Linked DNA regions of Mus musculus: all the other regions are linked to region 1. A link is a loop called in an ENCODE intact Hi-C map of the cell type or tissue named here. Cell type or tissue: left cerebral cortex. All regions are shown on one strand.

The links. Peaks named below come from ENCODE experiments on the same cell type or tissue, not always from the same donor. Only the 100,000 strongest peaks of a DNase experiment are listed, where the experiment ranks them.
Region 2: a loop joins it to region 1, with 3 times the contacts of the local background. A loop is called at or near these places in 4 of 42 quality-filtered maps.
Region 3: it touches region 1 in a loop (2.6-fold over the local background); 6 of 42 quality-filtered maps call a loop at or near these places.

The regions. Positions count from the first base shown.
Region 1 is chr9:15,168,396-15,170,895 of GRCm38, reverse strand. No RefSeq gene overlaps it. Among named protein-coding and RNA genes, the nearest start is that of Hephl1, 58 kb to the right of the region's middle. In left cerebral cortex, a CTCF peak has its summit at 974 (motif pointing right); a DNase peak (open chromatin) is centred at 976.
Region 2 is chr9:14,772,500-14,774,999 of GRCm38, reverse strand. No RefSeq gene overlaps it. Among named protein-coding and RNA genes, the nearest start is that of 1700012B09Rik, 2.7 kb to the right of the region's middle. In left cerebral cortex, a CTCF peak has its summit at 1,012 (motif pointing left); a DNase peak (open chromatin) is centred at 934.
Region 3 is chr9:15,014,531-15,017,030 of GRCm38, reverse strand. All of the region lies in intron 2 of Panx1 (pannexin 1), which reads left to right. Among named protein-coding and RNA genes, the nearest start is that of Panx1, 30 kb to the left of the region's middle. In left cerebral cortex, a CTCF peak has its summit at 1,291 (motif pointing right); DNase peaks (open chromatin) are centred at 1,302 and 1,602.

The DNA.
Region 1 (2,500 bases):
TCTGAGAAACTTACTAATAAACCAACTGAACCTGCTGGATTGTCTTCAGAATCAATGCTGCAGAAGCAAGACTTCAGAAATAGCTGTTTTGTTGTTTGAGATTCCAAGCACAGATCACACATGGTTTGCATCTGTTTTTCATGAGCTGTGCAGTCAAGTAGGAAGTGAAGACTGTAATATAGTAAGGACAGAGGAATGGTTCTCTCCAGCTTGCCCATGAGCCACTTGTCTACTTTCCTCCTGGCTGGAATTGAGCTGGGGTGGGTTGTGTAAAGGAATCTGACTGATGGTCCAGTGCATCATAGGGTTAGATGAGTGGTTCTTCCAACTCCTAGTGAGTGTCCTAGGGCCTTAAAGTTTATTTGTAACTCGGCTGCTCTTCTGGATCAAGTATGAAGAGTTCATCACCTCAGCCTTTCTAACAAGGGTTCTAAAATCGCATTTCCCCTCAGATGTAGATTTTACTTTGATGCTGGGAAATTAGTTGATAATGTGGTGCTGAGTTCAATTTCTTGGGTGAATGTTTTTTATTTTGTTTTTCTTTTAAAATCTGGATATGGTGGTATATTCTAATAATTCCAGGACTGGAGGAGAGGAGACGAGATACCTGATGCTCAAGGGCCTAGCCTAGATCAATAGGTGAGGTCCAGAGGTCCAGGTCAGTGAGTGCTCCTATTTCAAGAAAGGTGGCTGCTTCCTAAAGAGATACCAGAGGTTGTCTTCTGACCTTAATGTACACACCTGTCACACACACACACACACACACACACACACACACACACACACACACACACTTTCATTTATCTTCTTTTCCAAAGATCAATCAAGAGGAATTTGGAATGCTTGTTGCCTTTTTAAGCTCTATTTTCCATGAAGTCAAAGGAGCTTTGCTCTGAGAGGCTCTGTCCTGTTAGGTGGATCCCACCAGACTTCTGGATAGTTATGAGAAATGCATTCACAACCAAATATGACCATTAGAGGGAGCCCAGGTCTTGTGCAACCATAGAAGGACAGGAGTGGGGGTGGGACAGAGTGACAGAGCGCAGATCCTTACTTAAGTTTAGATTTTACTAATTATAGCCATGTTTGAGAACTATATCTCTGTTTCCAGGGAGCTCACAGGTGAACCCACTACCTTGCAGGGGTTCTTGAGAAACTGTTACTAAAGTTTAGGCTCAGTTTGGGTATAGGGATAATGCTTATCATTAATAATAATAATAGCAATCAAACGTGTCTAGGAGTGTATAGAGGAATGTATTACGGTCGGGGAGACCCAGAGACTCTGGACATGCTTTGCAGTATGTTAGTGAGGGCAATTCTGGGATGAGTCGCTGGGTCTACAAGACAGGGAGGGTGGTGGCAAGGCTCTGGAATGAGTGGCATTCCAGCATGGAGAAAGGAGTCAGTCTGCAAGCCAGAGGGTCCTCAGCAGGACCCAGGGCTGCCGTACTGATGATGGATTTCCCAGATCTCACACCGACCCCACACAGGCTAGGTGAGCATTGTGCACCAGGGATTCCCCCAGCCCAGAAGTGATCTCTGGTCCCTGCATGCTCCTTAGAGCATCAGTTTGTTTTTGAGATGAATGAGGAATAGAGCACTGGGTGCTGTGCTTGGAGGAGGAAAAATACAAAAAAGTCCTTATCCCAAACGTCCTGCTCACAGAAATAGATGTTTGGTATTTACAAGCCCAACATGTGCCAAGGTGCAGAGATGTCATTTTGGCGCTGGCCCTTTAGTTCCCCATCCATGGAACCGGCTTCTGTAAAGCCCTGGGAGGGTCTTTACCTGCCAGGACTCCCCGAGTGAGACAAGGAGACTCAGATTGATGCAAAAGCAAGAGGTTTATTTTTCCGGCTCATCAGGATCGACCTTCAGCAGTCTCTCAAGCAAGAGACCAGAGGCTATCCTGATTCTAAATTACAAGCACCTTTTAGACATTTCTTTAGGGGGCAGATTGCAGTGACAGCAATCATCCTTGGAGAGTACCTTCCTTCCCCAGAGGGCCCAGGTGGCCTTTGGCCAGTGTATTTTATGTTTTTTCTAAGAATTATTTTATCAGATTTTTGGGAAATTGTCCTGGGCCTGGGACATGAAACTCTCCCTTGGGGCCTAATGCCCTTTCCTGGAGCCATCTCAGGGTTGGGTAGGAGTTGCTTAGTCTTATCCTTCCCCCCACTTTCTTGTTTGAGCTCCAATCACGGAGCTCTTCTTTCCTGGTAATAAGACTCTGCTAGCTCATATTCTTCCTCTCCTGATCTTTGGATTGCCTTAAAACCACCAGCTGCACAGCACTTATCCTATCTTTTACAAAGGCAATCAGCTTGTTAATAATGCAAGGGCCAAAACTGAGCTCAAGCAGCAAAATAAAAATGGGACCCAAGGAAGAGGAGATTAGGGTTGTCATCCACGAGGAGGAACTAAACCAAGATGCAAACCAACTTTGATTCCTCTCTCTCTCTCTCTCTCTCTCTCTCTCTCTCTCTCTCTCTCGTTCGGC
Region 2 (2,500 bases), 400 kb after region 1:
ACTGATAACTACTTGACTTATTTTTCTTGAAATGATTGTTCCTCTGGGGAGAAAACCCATTTATAGACAGAAAGACAAATCCCAGATTTGTTTAGTGACATGGACAATGGCCGGATTGCAGAATGGCTAGACAAGTCATCTTGTGGTTGGTTGGAACTTTCTACCTGTTGACTATGGGTGGTATTTAGGCAGGCGTGACTCTCAAAAATTTTTTTGCTGCCACAGTCCTTTGAGCAGAATATTGTTCTTTGCACAGAAAATATATTGCAACTACATTGATTTCTTTTAGTGGTTTTGCAGAACAGACTCACCTGATAGCCCAGGTTGGCTTGACTTCATGGTCTCCTGCTTCAGCCTACAGAGTTTTGGAATTACAGGTCTGGACCACTACACTCAGTTTCAGTGAAGATAATTTTTGAAGGTAGATATCCAGGAATAACTAATTTTATCCTCTTATTTTTTTTATAGCACATAGGAACACATAATGACCTCTTACCCAAATTCTAGGAAGTACATTTTCTTGGGGATCCTTTGAGATATTGCAAGTTATCAATAATTGCATGTTAAAAGTCATTGGAATTTTAAAATCCCAAGCAAGCCCTTATAAGGAGCAGCTTCTCCAATAACTTACAGACAAGGAAATAAAGCCAATTACCCCTTAATTTAATCCAACTGGAAACATTCAATAAATTTGAAATGATGGCTACTTACAAGAATGATTGGTTGGCTTTGAAAATAATTTAGGGCTGTAGGAATTGAGAGGAGATGCTGGAGTGAGTACAGAATCCACTTCTCTGAAGCAATATAGCACAGAGCACCCTGTTACTTACTTGTTATTCAAAACCTAAACCAATGGGTAAGAGTTCTTGAAACCTGTCCTAAATGTGAAGAATTAAGCTTACAATGTTAACTCCCTGGCAATGGGCAAAGGCGGCCCTTGGTGGTGGTGATGTTCTATGTCCGTCAAGGGCAGAACAGATCTTTGGTTTTTGTCTCCACCTGGTGTACATTTTGGTCAGTTTCATTTAATCACAAAGAGGAAAAATCTACTACCCTGGTTTGGTTTTTGTCTTTTGCTTGTTCTTTTTGTTTGTTTGTTTGTTTTTCCAGAATAAAAAAAATAGAAATAGCTAAAATAATATCTTATAGATTTTGCCAATAATTTATACACAAAAGAATTTGAAGTGGCATACACATATGGTGATTGAAAACTTTAAAAGGCAAAGCCATAGAAGAAAGAAGAAAATAAAGTACCTAAAGTAATGCAGTGACTACAACCAAAAAGTAAATAAGTTCCAAGTTTTTGCTGTTGGAGAAAAGAGGAAACAAGAACTGTGTAATTCTTTATTATTTGATCAAATATACCACACTGTTTTATTATTAAGTTTTCAGGTTAACTACAATATGCTTAATCTTTACCTTGTAGAGATATAACATACAGACACAAACTTAGAAACCTTGATGAACTATATACAAAATGAACAAAACTGTGTAGCTGCCTGCAAATCAAGGTGCAAAATACAGTTGGAATCCCCAAAGCCTGCTTTGCACACCCTCGGTATTGGTATTTCCACAACGCTAGCCACTAGCACACCCTCAGCTATAAAGCTAGCCACTATTCTTTCCTAAAGCTGTCCATTACTCTGACTTCATCATTAATTTCTGCTACACCACGGAATAATTTACTATGTACAACATCACATCTGTGGATCTCTCACATTTCTACATAAAGAAGGAGTTTGCTGCTTCTCATTATGGTATTCTAAGAACACAATAATGGATAGTTATATCTTAGTTCTAATTTTTCTGTGAGCCTTTGGGGCTCTGGTGAAAGGTGCCGCTGGGACCACTCTGGGGCACCTTTTGGGTGCATCTATTCCACAGTTCGTGTGTGTCTCATATGAGGACTGCAAAGTACTTACATTCTCTAGTAAAAGCAAAAACAAACAAAAAATCACTAGCTCTTCAAACTGGTTAACATTTACACTTTTGTTCCTGACAAGCTCTTACTATGTTGCCCCAGCTGGACAGAAACAACCCTCCTACCTAACCCTCTATGGCCAGCTTAGGTGATGCTCAACAGTAGGGAAGGAGAACCCAGTTGCTATGCGCCTTCCAACCCCTGTGACTGATGCTGGACTGTTTGCTGTTTGTTGGTTTAGCAAGCAACCACTCTAACACGTGGAAAGTAACAGCTCCTTGAAGACTGCATTCCATGGTCTGTTGAGTAACAGTTTGGGACAATGTCTCATGTGCTTGTCAGCTGTTTGGATCTCCTTTTTTGTCATGTATCCATCTGTCTATTTTTCTCCAATCTCTTGCTGAGTTGTATGCCCTCTTTACACTGATCTGTAGGAGTTCTTTATGTAATCTGGGTCCTCATTATTTGTTGGCCAATGTGTTTTGAGAAAATTTTCTTCCAGTCTGTGACTTGATTCCTCACACTCTTAATAGCTGACTTCAATCAAGAGACTCTCTTAATTTTTATGTTCTCTAACTT
Region 3 (2,500 bases), 150 kb after region 1:
ACATGGGTGTGGTGGCAGGGGTTGAATTTTGTCACCCAAGATTATGTTGCCATCTTAACCCTGTATACTGAGAGTATGACTTGAGTTGAACAGTTTGTTAGAGATTCAGTCGTGAGTTATGAGGACCAACCCTGGAGCTGATGGTGTCCTCTTACGAGGAGAAAAATTGCACATAGACACACGTCAAGGGGAGAGAATGTGGGGACACTTGTGGGGGAGGTGGCCTCCCCAGGGCCTTCGGAGGGAGTTCTGTAGGACTGGCCTACAGAACAGTCAGAGAAAAGACTCATTGTCCACGGCCTTGCAGTGTGTGGGATTTGATTGTGAGAGTCCCGGAAATGAGCAGGGCTTACAGTCAAGATGGCTCACTGTTTAAGAGCAGGCTCTGGTCTGCAGAGGACCTTGGTCTCTGAGGCTCTTAGTTTTAGCATCCACCCCTGCCTGTACCTCCTGTTCCAGGGGATCCGACCCCCACACATACCTAATACACACACTCTCACACACATAGACATAATTAAAAATTAGGTAAATCTAAAATATATACTTTTCCAAGATTGTTCCCTAACTAGAGAAGTAGCCCATGCCAACTGGACATAAAGCTGTGGCTTTGGAGTTGGGCACAAATCAGTAATCATAGCTGCTATATTCCCACACGGAATGTTTTTCAGTTTTTTGCCTTGTAAAAATAAAATATAGAAATATGTTTAATCTAAAACTTAAAAAAACAGTAAACATATGTTATAGTGGTACAATTTACATGTTAAATAACAATGCAATAGGATGATCTTATATAGCTTTAAATAGAAGAAATGGGAGAATTTTCAGATTACAAAACCCCTTTCCTCAGAACAGTCTTTTTAAGTCACTTTTTTGAGTGACTAATCGTGCTTAATTCCTGTTGTTCAGCTTACAGTCCTCTGCATATCCATCCACTGAGCTCCGACCTCCCAGACAAAGCTCAGTGTCCACTAAACTCCCATTCCTCAGCTCTTGGCAGCCGCCTAGCTTGTGTGTCCACCAGGCATGGCTCTCAAGGGACTAGGGGTTCAGGGTGTGTGTAAGCATGTCTCAATTCAGTGCCAGCTAAACTCCAGAGACATTCTTCAGGGTAATGTTCAAGTGTCTGTCACCATGGACTGGCATTGTCAATTCTCCCTGTTGACTAGGCTGACCTTCTCTTATCCCTTCCTCTGGACTCCTACCCCTGCTTTTTTCACAGCTGATGGCTACCCCTGGCACTAAGAGCAGGTATTTTTTGCTGGGCAAGTGAGTGCATCCAGGATACCAGCAGAGGGCGCTCTAAGACTGCTTGAACTCTGTTCTCTAGTCTCGTTCAGCTCATCATGGACAAAGATTAATCAGATTTCTCTGAAACAGAGCACTTAAAAGAAAACGGGAAAGAATAGAAAATACTTAACAAAGTGGGCAAAATATTTTTCTAAAGCAGAGTCATAGAGACTTGGAGGATTCACTGGAAACCTCTGGCATTACCTGGAATATGTACAAACCCGGGAATGAACCCCACCCACACTTGCTAGAGTAGAACTTTTAACATTGGGGTTAGTGCCAGGAAAGTGGTGTTCTCAGAATCCTTCAAGATTCTGGGCAGGCTTGGATCCCTGAGTGGGCGCCACCAGACTAGACTGCTGTTGCTCAGACAGTGTGAGCCTGCACACCAGTGTGCCATTGTGGGGATGTCGACTCAGACCTGCAATTCCATGTCTGGCTTAGTTCATTTCTGTTGCTGTGATAGAACACCTTGACAAATTCCGCTTACAGGAGAAGTAGCTAATGTCAGCTGCAGGTTATAGCCCATGTCTTCGTCTATACATCTGACTATGGGGAAGTCAAGGCAACAGAACCTGAAACAGCCACATCGCATCCACGGACGAGGGCAGAGAGGAATGAATACAACGTGGTCATTGCTTGCTTGTACCCAGCTTGATCTTTCCACTCTCGTGCAGTTTAGGACCCCAGCCCCACCTAGGGAATGGTGCTTCTCACAGTGGGCTAGCTTTCCCACATCGATTGTCTTAGGGCAGTTTCCCACAACCATGCCCTGGGTCGAATCAATGTACATGGTCTCTCAGTGAGACTCCTAGATGATTCTAAGTTGTGTCAAGTTGACAAAGCTAGCCATTACAGGGACTCTGGCAGCTTCAGGAATGAGAGAGAAGCCACTGGTCTGAGGACCACAACACTAGGTCAGGTTGGCTAACTGTGACACCATATATTGTCAAGCCAAAGCCAAATATAGTTCTATACCAGTAACCACTTACCCATTAATCTACACACTCTTCTCACAGTCTGCAGCCAAAGGGAATGGCAGCAGAGGTAACAGTGTGGCTCCCAGTGTCAGGGTGCTTCACAGGAGAACTTTGTCTGGTCTGCAGTACTGAAGTGCTCTCAGACAAGGGCAGAGTACCACTGTGACATCTAGACCCAGGCAGAGCTTTGCCTCTTGCACGATGCTCTGAATCTTCTGGCTCCATCCTTTCCT